Linked DNA regions of Homo sapiens: regions 1, 3 and 4 are each linked to region 2. Evidence: chromatin contacts called from ENCODE Hi-C or POLR2A ChIA-PET data. All regions are on one chromosome and are shown on one strand. The core of a region is the stretch at or near the end of the contact, and the rest is flanking DNA. Distances in the headings are between cores, read along the strand shown. Region 1 holds the start of ABHD15 (abhydrolase domain containing 15). Region 2 holds the start of EVI2B (ecotropic viral integration site 2B). Region 3 overlaps MYO1D (myosin ID). Region 4 holds the start of NSRP1 (nuclear speckle splicing regulatory protein 1).

What was found. Hi-C counts contacts between places; a loop is a spot of excess contacts on that map. ChIA-PET counts read pairs that join two places held with the same protein, here RNA polymerase II (POLR2A). Pooled maps may share reads with other maps.
Region 1: a loop to region 2 is called in a pooled map, with 3 times the contacts of the local background. The contact joins the promoter of ABHD15 here to the promoter of EVI2B in region 2. A Hi-C loop is called at or near these places in 4 of 50 pooled maps.
Region 3: a pooled map shows a loop between it and region 2 (5-fold over the local background). The contact joins the enhancer-like site here to the promoter of EVI2B in region 2. A Hi-C loop is called at or near these places in 2 of 37 single-sample maps with no recorded cell type and 6 of 50 pooled maps. POLR2A ChIA-PET finds 5 or more read pairs at or near these places in 4 of 52 experiments (AG04450, activated B cell, activated T-cell and 1 more).
Region 4: a loop to region 2 is called in a pooled map, with 5 times the contacts of the local background. The contact joins the promoter of NSRP1 here to the promoter of EVI2B in region 2. A Hi-C loop is called at or near these places in 6 of 50 pooled maps.

What each region holds. Positions count from the first base shown.
Region 1 is chr17:29,565,757-29,568,719 of GRCh38, reverse strand. It overlaps ABHD15 (abhydrolase domain containing 15), which reads left to right and starts at 1,683. Exons shown (of 2, transcript NM_198147.3): 1 at 1,683-2,634. The coding sequence starts at 1,754. It overlaps TP53I13 (tumor protein p53 inducible protein 13), which reads right to left and starts at 19. Exons shown (of 7, transcript NM_138349.4): 1 at 1-19. RefSeq lists silencers at 1-142, 1,143-1,402, 1,493-2,112 and enhancers at 563-612, 2,633-2,742.
Region 2 is chr17:31,312,676-31,315,496 of GRCh38, reverse strand. It overlaps EVI2B (ecotropic viral integration site 2B), which reads left to right and starts at 1,443. Exons shown (of 2, transcript NM_006495.4): 1 at 1,443-1,518. All of the region lies in intron 36 of NF1 (neurofibromin 1), which reads right to left.
Region 3 is chr17:32,514,554-32,517,548 of GRCh38, reverse strand. The region is part of intron 21 of MYO1D (myosin ID); the gene reads left to right. All of the region lies in intron 1 of LOC105371734 (a long non-coding RNA gene), which reads left to right. Among named protein-coding and RNA genes, the nearest start is that of CDK5R1, 29 kb to the right of the region's middle. RefSeq lists a silencer at 139-188 and enhancers at 1,016-1,065, 1,136-1,305, 2,186-2,235. Within about 2 kb of position 1,733, at least 5 of the 41 ENCODE cell types and tissues checked have a DNase peak (open chromatin) inside an H3K27ac peak, as active enhancers do.
Region 4 is chr17:30,115,549-30,118,248 of GRCh38, reverse strand. It overlaps NSRP1 (nuclear speckle splicing regulatory protein 1), which reads right to left and starts at 1,433. Exons shown (of 7, transcript NM_032141.4): 1 at 1,386-1,433; 2 at 76-169. The coding sequence starts at 1,405. It overlaps MIR423 (microRNA 423), which reads right to left and starts at 1,170; the gene lies at 1,077-1,170. MIR3184 (microRNA 3184) reads left to right here and starts at 1,089; the gene lies at 1,089-1,163. RefSeq lists silencers at 1,001-1,070, 1,007-1,608 and enhancers at 1,321-1,420, 1,451-1,550, 1,571-1,690, 723-1,922.

The sequences.
Region 1 (2,963 bases), core at 434-2,933, 1.7 Mb after region 2:
CGCCAGCGAGGGAGCGCGCGCGCCCCGCCCCTCCAGCCCCAGCGCCCCCGCGCCGCCCGCGCCGCCCGCGCGTCCGTTGGCCCTGGGCTCGCGCGCGCCCCTCCCCAGACAGTGGGCCCCCGGTATCGCCCCGCCCCAATGCCCGCCCACAGCAGCGGAGTGTGCGCGCACGCGTCTTAAACCCGAAGCCGGAAAAGTTAAGTGTAGGAACCGGGTCAGCGCGCAAGGCTCAGTAGGGCAGGCGGGGGGCCCCTTTCCTCGTCCGGGGATTCGTCTCAGCAGGTCCCTGCAGTCTGTAGAGCAGCTGCACAGCTGCAGCGCCTGGATGAGATCGTGGAGCGGAGTGTAAGGCCGGAAATGGAATCCCTGTGGACCGGGTGGCCCAGGCTGGGGAGACGGGTACACTCCCCTGGCAAACCCGCTTCAGATTTGTCGGTGTGACCTGCAATGAGAAGAGGGGCAGAATCATGAAGTCAGGAAGAGCTGCTGAAGGGAGAGGGTCCCACCTCTGGAGCTTCGCCGTCGGCCCACCCCGCTCCCGCCCTCGCAAATAGGGTCCAACGCGGAGGAGCCTCGGGAGGTGTCTCCGCTCCCCAAACTCTCCAAACCCAGAAGCCCCGGGAGGCCGGAGCTAGCCGAGAGGCTGCTGTCTTCCCCACCTCCGCCGTCGCCCAGCGGTGGCAGGCGCGCGTCTAGAAAGAGATTGGTCGCCGCGAGATGGGGACGCCACAGGCCTCACCCCCAGGAGGTGCGCTGGCCGGCCCGCCCCGCAGCGGGGCGCTGGTTCTGGTTCCCTCTCCAGGATTTGGGGGGGAAACGTGGGTAGAGAGCGAGGGTCGAGATGCCTATCCCAAAGCTTGGAAACAGCGAGAACGTGTTATTTCCGTGGTCTCCCATGCACCCCGGTTTACGAGGCGTTCCTTGTAGGTCGGACGGGCATCCCTGTCGCAGGGCGCCTGAGTGTGTCCTTTTCTCCGACTGACTCTCGGAGGCTTGGGGCTGCTGTTTCTGGGGAAGCCACTCCCGGGCTGAGGATTTCCTTGATGTGGAGCCCCGAGCTCGCGGGGACGGGGGCGAGGAGTCCACGGGACCCGCACTGATGCAGGCGGGGAAGCAGCAGCCTCCCGCCAGCGGCTCAAGACGCCGCGCTCGACCTCTCTAGCCCAGTGCCGGACCCCGCCCAGCCAAGTTATTGCGGGGTTGCGGGGCCGGGCGGGGGAGAGCAGGGCCGCCCGAGGGCAGAGCGCGCGCGCGGCCGCCGCCCCACGGGGTCCCGGGAGCCGGCGCCCGGAGCTGCGACTTACTCACCTCTCCCTTCTGCTTCTTTTCATCGGCCTCTGAGGGCGCAGCGCCCAGGGTCTGGCGGAAGACCCTGATGACAGTCGGGTCCCCAAGCCTCGGCCTCCAGTCTCCCCACGTCTCCATGGCCAACACCGCTCTCCCCGGCTCGTGCCCTCCCCACTCCCTTCCGGCTGCCGGCGCGCCCTCCCTCCCTGGTGGCCCCGGCTCCTCTCACCCTCTGCTCCCACTTGTTGCAATTGCTGTACAAAGGGCCGGGGCGGGGGTGGGGGGCGGGCGAGGGCAGCCGGGCCCGAACTGGCTGCCTCTGCCCGGCCACGGCCAATCCAGAGCGCGCCCGCGCGGGAGGGCCCTGGGCAGCCGCCGCCGGCGGGCGGAGCCGCGGGCAAAGCGCGGAGCTCGCCGAGTAGACGGCCCCGCCGCCCGCTGCCCGCCGGGGCTCTCCAGCTTCGCCATGCCGCCGTGGGGCGCCGCCCTCGCGCTCATCTTGGCCGTGCTCGCCCTTCTCGGCCTGCTCGGCCCGCGGCTCCGGGGACCCTGGGGGCGCGCCGTCGGAGAGAGGACCCTGCCGGGGGCCCAAGACCGAGACGACGGGGAGGAGGCGGACGGCGGAGGCCCGGCGGACCAGTTCAGCGACGGGCGCGAGCCACTGCCGGGAGGGTGCAGCCTTGTTTGCAAGCCGTCGGCCCTGGCCCAGTGCCTGCTGCGCGCCCTGCGGCGCTCAGAGGCGCTGGAGGCCGGCCCGCGCTCCTGGTTCTCCGGGCCCCACCTGCAGACCCTCTGCCACTTCGTCCTGCCCGTAGCGCCTGGGCCTGAGCTGGCCCGGGAGTACCTGCAGTTGGCGGACGATGGGCTAGTGGCCCTGGACTGGGTGGTAGGACCTTGTGTTCGGGGCCGCCGGATCACCAGCGCCGGGGGCCTTCCTGCGGTGCTTCTGGTGATCCCCAATGCGTGGGGTCGCCTCACCCGCAACGTGCTCGGCCTTTGCTTGCTCGCCCTGGAGCGCGGCTACTACCCGGTCATCTTCCATCGCCGCGGCCACCACGGTTGCCCACTGGTCAGCCCCCGGCTGCAGCCTTTCGGGGACCCGTCCGACCTCAAGGAGGCGGTCACATACATCCGCTTCCGACACCCGGCGGCGCCGCTGTTCGCGGTGAGCGAAGGCTCGGGCTCGGCGCTGCTCCTGTCCTACCTGGGCGAGTGCGGCTCCTCCAGCTACGTGACAGGCGCCGCCTGCATCTCGCCCGTGCTGCGCTGCCGAGAGTGGTTCGAGGCCGGCCTGCCCTGGCCCTACGAGCGGGGCTTTCTGCTCCACCAGAAGATCGCCCTCAGCAGGTGGGTAACGGAGGCCGCAGACCAGCATGGAAAGAATAGAGGGCCTGAGCTGGCTAAGAATCAGAAACAGCTATGCATAGCATTGGAACAGGCGTGGGCCAGTTTGGGCAAAGTTCTCTGAACACATCTTCCAAAGCCTTCCAAACCCTGTAATCTAGACAGAACCGGGGAAGCGGGTTTAAAGGTCATCGATGGACTCAGCTAGTATCGCTGTGCTAGAGCAGGGACTCCTAACCCGGCCCCTTGCCTCATCTCGGCACCCCCTGCTGTATCCTAGCAATCTGAGCACCTGGCCCACGACAGCAGAGATACCTGACATTTACCACTTA
Region 2 (2,821 bases), core at 194-2,693:
ATACAGTCACGCAACGTGAAATAATCACATCATGGAGAATGGGGTATCCATCCCTTCAAGCACTTATCCTTTGTGTTACAAAGGATCCAATTACACTTTTAGTTATTTTAAAATGTATAATTATGGTATTAATGACAGTCACTCTGTTGTGCTATCAAATAGGTCTTATTCATTCTTTCTATTGTTTTTTGTACCTATTAACTGGTAACACCATCTCCCCAACCCCTCATTACCCTTTAGTAACAAGTTAACTTTAGTTAACTTCTTATTTAAAAAATGATCCCCAATTTATTTTATTTTCCACTGAGAAGTAACTACTTTGTGGGTAATCAAATAAATAGTTGAGAACTTGAACTCAAAAGTCACTAGTAAAATATTTGGTCAAAATAATTTAATTACAAATATACAAATGGCAAACAGGCATACGAAAGGGTACTCAGCACCACTGATGAGAGAAATGCAAATCAAAACTACAATGATACCTCATCTCACCCCAGTTAAAATGGCTTATACTCAAAAGACAGGCAATAACAAGTGCTGGGAAGGGTGTGGAGAAAATGGAACTCTCGTACGCTGTTAGTGGGAATGTAAATCAGTAAAACCACTATGGAGAACAGTTTGGTGGTTCCTCAAAAAACTAAAAATAGAGCTATCATATGATCCAGCAATCCCACTGCTAGGTATATACCCAACAGAAAGGAAAACTGTACAAAGAGACATCTGCACTCCCACTTTTGTTGTAACACTATTCACAACAGCCAAGATTTGGAAGCAACCTAAGTGTCTATAAACAGATGAATGGATAAAGAAAATATGGTACATATACACAATGGAGTATTATTCAGCCATAAAAAAGAATGAGATCCTGTCATTTGCAAAATAATGTAATTATACTTTTACCCTGGACTTTTTATATTATGAGGAAATAACATTACATTTATTGGTTACCTGCAGTTGGTGAGGCATTTATACATGTTATATTATGCTATCTTATTTAATCCTCACAATAACCCAATAAAATATTCCTTTAGAGGAGGAAACGGTGACTCAGAAGTGCAGAGTCTTGCCTAAGGTCATACAAGTAAACAGAACACATCACTCACTTCTTATGAGAAGAAATCTCACTGTAAGTGATAACCCAACTGGCAGCTTTTCTTCTTAGAACATGTAATTTTCTCTTCGGGACTCCATCCTAAATATTTAATTTACATAATCATATTACTAGAGTATCTCAAATATTTATTTACATAATTAAAAGCACTCAAATCATAGGGCTCCAAAATGTATTTCAAAATAAGTTCTGTTAAAGTAATATATTTCTTAGTCACTTTGTGGTTTATTGCACTTCCGGAACCAGCTATTGATAAACTTCCTCTTTTTCTACAGAAACTATTTCAGTTTGCTAGAGGAACATTTTAAATCTGAATTGAACCACCCATTTTCCTTTCTTAGCCAAATCACCAAAATGTCCAGTTAGAACAAGAATTTAGCATTCTGCAAAAGAAGTTAACAGCTGAGGTAAGAAAATTTTCACACAATTTGGTTTGATCTTGCTTTATATAAAATTTATTTTAAAAACTGTCATTAGTGTTTTAAACTTAAACTCTGATAGTCTAAAGATGTCTATAACAGGTTTTTGTGGTTTTGTTGCATAGAATTAAAAAATACTCAGTTCAGCTTGCCTTAGAAAAATATTTTCACCTAGGTTTGTATAAGACCTTTTAAGTTTATTTAATCTCACACACACACACACACACACACACACACACACACATATTTTTTTTTTTTTTTGAGATAGAGTCTTGCTCTGTCTCCCAGGCTGGAGTGCAGTGGCACGATCTCAGCTCACTGCAACCTCCACCTCCTGGGTTCAAGCAATTCTCCTGCTTCAGCCTCTCAAGTAGCTCGGATTACAGGCGCCCACCACCACGCCTGGCTAATTTTTTTGTATTTTTAGTAGAGATGGGGTTTCACTATGTTGCCCAGGCTGGTCTCCTACTCCTGACCTTGGGTGATCCGCTTACCTCCGCCTCCCAAAGTGCTGGGATTACAGGAGTGAGCCACCGCTCCCAGCCACAATCATATTTGTTAACCTTAGTTTTAGAATTAAAAAGAAACTATAGCCATGGCAGATAAAGCTAAGGGTTAGAAATAGAACTAGATTCCACAGGCTATGACTGAATTTATAACCTCCAAAATATTAATTGTTAAAAGTTCTAATGTACTTTTTATAGAATTTTCCTGTACATAATATAATGCATAAATTAAAATTTTTGTATCCCCTTTAGTTTGCATAGTAAGAATGGTCACTTTCACTTAATTTAGAAAGAAAAAGAAATCAGATGTGGTATTTGACTATTATTATTATACATGCTTTATTTTTTACATATAGATTTTATATTTAATAATGATGACATGAAAACATTATGGCTCATTTTAAAAGCTTACTAAGCCAAAAATGTTAGTCAATAATCAAACATGCATGCGTATATTAATATCATCTACGTGTTTATGTCACATTATCTGAGACTTTAGAACATAGTATAAGATAGAAGAAACCTATAGAATAAACAATAGAAAATTGTTAATATGCATAAAAGATGCTTGCTGTGGGTAAAATGGGCAAATAAAAACTGCAAAGAGTATTTTACATAGACTTGTAATTTCAGGGAATAATATGTTCATAGTGGGTGATATCCCATTTCAACACTTAATAAATATTCATGACTTTCTCTTAGAAGGATTTCTTCTAAGTAATTACTGTGGAAGTCAGAAAATAAAGATATTTATCTCTTTTTCAGATTAGGCTTGTCTATATATT
Region 3 (2,995 bases), core at 484-2,983, 1.2 Mb before region 2:
CTCTGGGGTTGGAGCCTGACCACTGCTAGGGCCAGTATTTTTCATAAGCTTAACGTGCAATCAAGGTTGAGAATCTTTGCTCTATGGGCTCCCAGAGACAGACAAGAGGAAGTGGGGACACACTCACCAAACCCAAAGATTCCATTTCAGCTGTAAAGCTGACACTGATACACTTGAGGCTAGACAAAGAGGCTGTTTGCTTCAGCCCACTTCAGATTGTTTCAGTACTGCTCATATGACTTCTCTTTGCCTTAAAATGCCTCCGGATCCCATCCTGTGACAGTCATTTAAAACAAATGTGTAACTGCCTAATCAGGGCACAAACCATTTTTCAGATTTGCCTGGGCAGCAGTGACCTAAATATTACCCAGGGTGTCTGACTTCCAGCTCCAGAGGAAGAATGTATTTGGTTTGATTGTTTTCATGCCAATAAAGTTGGGCCAGTAATTCAAGGTCCCCATTGGGATAGCTGAATCCTTCGATGCTATAAATTAGTTCTTTAGAAAGCAGTGGTGTCGTTTTTATTGAATTGTTCACCTTCCAATGGAATCACTATGCACCCACGCTAATTTGTTGTGCCATTGTTAATGGATATAAGATAAAAGGAGCAGGAACTGGAGAGGATGGTGGAAGTGGCCCAGCCCATTTACACCAGCCAGGTATGTGGAGTAAATCTTGGGAAAATGTGTCTATTTAATCCACTTACAAGCCAAATGGTGTAGCAAGTAGCAGCAGATCCATTCTGCTCTCTCTCTCCCAGGTAACAATGCAGGCAGTAAATAAGGCCTGTATTAGAAGCCACTAAAGCTGTAAACACACACAGCAGGGAAATTTGCCTAAACTGCCCACTGAGGTATCAGATGCAATTGGCCTTCTATTGGAAGTGTGTCTGCGCTCAAGGGCAAGCCAAATTTGGCAAGAAGCCATGTGGAGACACTTCACATTTAAATCTTCTACGAGACTGGGGGCAGGGAGACAAAGGTTCCTCTGGGGCTCTCAAATCCAATTGGTGATTCCAGAGAAAATGGGGACTCTTCATGGCAGGCAGGAAAAGGGGAAATGTGGCCTGAGAGAACCCACACTTTCCCAGCCAGCAAGCTCCAGCCTGGATCAAAACAACCCATTTCTGGGAACTTAAAATAAAAAATAAGAGAGCAGTCAAATGAACTTGAGACCCCCACAGGGCCTTTCATGTGTCTACCAGCAGCAGCATGGTGAGTGGTTTCTGTGATGTGGGATTCCAGGGCAAGAGGCACTGGACCATGGCCACTGGTTCATCTCTCATTATAGGCCAGAAATAGATGCCCCATCCCAGGAAAAGGGAAATAAGGCTGCATGGAATGTTTCATCTGTTGGAATATTGTTCTGCTCTGCCTGACAAGATTACTGAGTTCTCAGTTCTGTAGCAATGGCATTGAGTAAGAGTCTGAAAATTGATGCATTATGTACTCGCTTAAAATAGCAAATGCAGAATAGAAAAAGCAAAGCTGCTAGGAAGTGTGCAGAACATATTGATAGAAAGGCCTGCTTTGCCTCTGTCATTACCAGCATGAAAGTGTGTATCGGAGCAGGGGGTAGACTTTCCATCAGAAGCATCTGAGCAGTGGAGGCTCTTTTACCGCAATGAGACAAGGGTACATTTTTTTAGCTGACATAAGTGAGTGTAAATCTTTCTGTTCTCAAACAGGTGGTAGAAAGTGGGCAATTTGTTTCTTTTCATCTCCGTGTTCTGGGCTTGGTTTATGAGATAGCTGCCTCTGTTTTAACTTCTTTGAATTCCCCTCAGAACAAAAATCCCCCACCACCTGCTACTTAATCAAATATTCTTCACTGTGGATTATAGTTGCCTGGATGGGAGCAAGGTTCAGTGACAGTGTGATGGAAAATATCCAAAAAGAACTATGTCGTCAGCCCCAAGAAGAAAGCATTATCCTTTGTCCTTAAAAATGGGATTTAAGGCTGGGCACAGTGGCTCACACCTGTAATACCAACACTTTGGGAGGCTGAGGCAAGAGGATTGCTTGAGCCTAGGAGTTTAAGACAAGCCTGGGCAACAAAGCGAGACCCTGTCTCTACAAAAAATCAAAAAATTAGCCGGGCATGGAGGCACATACTTGTGGTCCCAGCTATATAGGAGGCTAAGGCAGGAAGATGACTTCACCAGGAGGTGAAGACTGCAGTAGGCCATGGCTGGGGGACTGGGCGAGACTCTATGTCAAAGAAAAGACAGGAGGAGGGAATTTAAAAATACTGAATAACAAGTTAAAAAGTCCTTCTGGAATCGACAAGCCTTTTTGCCCTGGAAGGTGGCATAGTTGCTTCTTAGGGGAATATCCGTGGTCAGGGACAGAGGCCTTGAGAGGCTGGGCAAAGGTCCTTTCAGCCCTGGTTTCATTCGTCTAACCAGCATTCCACTCTAACAGCCTCCTCCATTCAAGCGCTTACTCCATTAACAAACATTAATGGGGCACTTACTCGATGCCAGGCATGGCACTAGCCACTGTGCATATATTTTCTCCTTTAACTCTCTAGAAAAAAGAACATTATCCCTGTTCATTATCCCAGTTAAGGAAACTGAGTTTAAAAGGATTAAGTAACTGCCCAGAGCCAGACAGCTAGATTTGAACCCTAAACTATTGATTCCAAACCTTGTATTCTTCCCACTATGCCTCCATTGTCTCCTCTTTTGATTAAGCAACATTCCTAGAAATACAGGGAACCTGGAAGGCCCCTGTCCGCATCTCTTTCCTGCTGCTGCTGCCAGCTGGAATGTCTGACTCCCGGATGTGTTATAACTAAACTTCTAAAAGAACGATCAGTATCTGAGAAAAATCCCTTTTTTCAAGCTCAGCAAGCAATGTGATGTACTAACAGCCCCTCATCGTGATTCAAACTAACTATAATTTACCCATTGTTGTTGGACATTGACTAGTTTCCAAATTTTTATAGGTCACCACGATTTTGGAGAGTGTGACCTGCTATTTGCAAAGCAAGG
Region 4 (2,700 bases), core at 184-2,683, 1.2 Mb after region 2:
TATCAGAGTCACAAGTTCAATTTTTAAAAAATTTACATTTCCAACCATGCACGAGTAAAACATAGGTTTCCTTACCTCATCATCATCATCAGAATCATTCCCAAACACTGATGGTTTTTGCAAAACAGGGTGCAACTGCTGTGTTTTCTTTGGCAAAATAAGCCCATACCTGCATATATTTTTTTTGAAATAGAAATTAAACCTTTATGTTTAAATGTTAACAAATACATCTACTACCTCTTCCACATGAAGCTACCAAATCAAAACATGTCATAAGCTTTATGAACACGTAACAGACTGTTTTTGCTTCTCAGTGATCTCAAAATTCTAACATGCCGTAAGATTCTATAATTACTACTCTAAGTGATCATTTGTGGACACGGGCCAAACTCGAATACCATTTTTATCAAAGAAGAGAAGTAAATGAAAAGTTCAGAAATGTTTTAAGATGGCGAAGTGACAGTAACATTTAAAAAAAAAAAAAAAAAACATGTGTAGTGGAAAGTTTAGTTCATGTCCACTAAAGATTTTAAAATGCTTTCAACTATCCTTGTGGTCTAAACAGTCAAGAAAATGGCTAGATTTTTTTTCCTACTGTGTACTTACACAGTTTCTAAGAACTGACTGGATAGTGTAACTCACGAAAATTTTTAAAAGATAACTGAGAAACCCAAGTAGCCATGGGGCAAGTTCGCATTACACTTTATTAAGATCATGTGCTTTGCCTCGGAGCATCTGAGAGAACCATCCCATCAGATCCAACTCCTTTAGTTTCTCACGTTTTGGCCTTTAAGATGCGGAGATCACGGGAGGCCGCATCAAAAGTAAGGATTACACATCAAAGGTAAAACTTTCAAGTACGTACAGTATTTGTCTCTTTTGCGGCAACGTATACCCCAATTTCCTATATGCCTACCCTTTTTCTGTGGCTTCTCAGAACAATATTCCTAAAACGAGAAGGAAGGGCGGGAATCAGGACTTGAGCTTCTGCCAAGGAGAACAAGGCCCTCTAAGGAAGCCAGGAACTGTCTCTCTTCACACTGCCCCTGAGAGCATCCAAGCGGGGAGAAACTCAAGCGCGGGTTAGGAAGCAAGACTGAGGGGCCTCAGACCGAGCTTTTGGAAAATAGAAAAGTCTCGCTCTCTGCCCCTCAGCCTAACTTCCTTTATTTCCTCACAAGTTTCTCCCTCAAACTTCGGGCTTCCATCCGGGAAAATGTACGGGGGAGGGGAATCTATGTTCCTCAGGACTTCTCGTTTTTTCCCGTCTCTACCCTTGACGACACAGTCCCTTCACTTCCAGCGCATTTAAAACTCCTCGGCCAAAGATACAGTCGCCGTAGTTTCTCATCCCCCAGCCTGACCCTAACTCCCGGATCACTCACTGCCTGCCCGGAATCGCCATCTTGCTCCCGTGTCCGCTGAACGTGGCCGACGCCTCCGTGACGCTGACGCCGATGTCGTCACGTAAACTCTCGCGCGGCTTTGGGTGGCCCGGATCCTGCTTGTCGGTTGAATCGCTGGTTTGAGTCACTTCTATGGTACTGGGAATCGGATCCAGTGACCTCTGTTTTGTTTCGGAGCCCACCGGCTGCCTCAAAATCTGTAGGAGAAAGGAATGACAACGTTCTAGGCCAGTTGTTCGCAGTGTGTGGTTCTGGGACCAGCGGCATCAGCAACACCGGAGATACTGTTAAAATGACAAATTCTCGGGCCCTACCCCAAACCTGCAGAATCAGAAACTTTGGAGTGAAGCGAGTTATCTGAATTTTAACCAGCGGGTAATTCTGATAAAGTTTGAAAACCACTGCCATGGCTATCGATATTCCCCCTACCCCCTTCCAAGTGTTCACTTTAACTGGTTCAGGATAATTAGGCGAAAAATGAAAATCTGTGTATTAATAATACCTTACATAGGACCAAAATTATTATTAAAAAAAAAATTTTTTTTTTGAGACGGAGTTTCGCTCTTGTTGCCCAGGCTAGAGTGCAAAGGCGCGAACTCGGTTACCTCAACCTCCGCCTCCCGGGTTCAAGCGATTCTCCTGCCTCAGCCTCCCGAGTAGCTGGGATTACAGGCATGTGCCACCACGCCCGGCTAAGTTTGTATTTTTAGTAGAGACGGGGTTTCTCCATGTTGGTCAGGCTGGTCTCGAACTCCCGACCTCGGGTGATCCGCCCGACTCGGCCTCCCAAATTGCTGGGATTACAGGCATGAGCCACCGCGCCCGGCCCAAGGACCAAAATTATTAATAATACTGTTCACGGGCCATTGGGTATAGGAATCAGGATCATATATGATACTTTTTTTTTTTTTTTTTTTTTTTTGAGACGTAGTCTCGCTCTTGTCGCCCAGGCTGGAGTGCAGTGGCATAATCTTGGCTCACTGCAACCTCCGCCTCCCAGGTTCAGGCGATTCTCCTGCCTCAGCCTCCTGAGTAGCTGAGATTACAGGCGTCCGCCACCATGCCTGGCTAATTTTTGTATTTTTTTAGTAGAGGCGGGGTTTCACCATGTTGGCCAGGCTGGTCTCAAACTCCTGACCTCATGTGACCCACCCGCCTCAGCCTCCCAAAGTGCTGGGATTACAGGCGTGAGCCACCGTGCCTGGCCCATATATGATACCTTTTTGAAAACTCTGCCCACATCTGTGCACTCATTCACTCTTGGTTCATTCCCAGCTAGTCTCAGAGCAGCCAA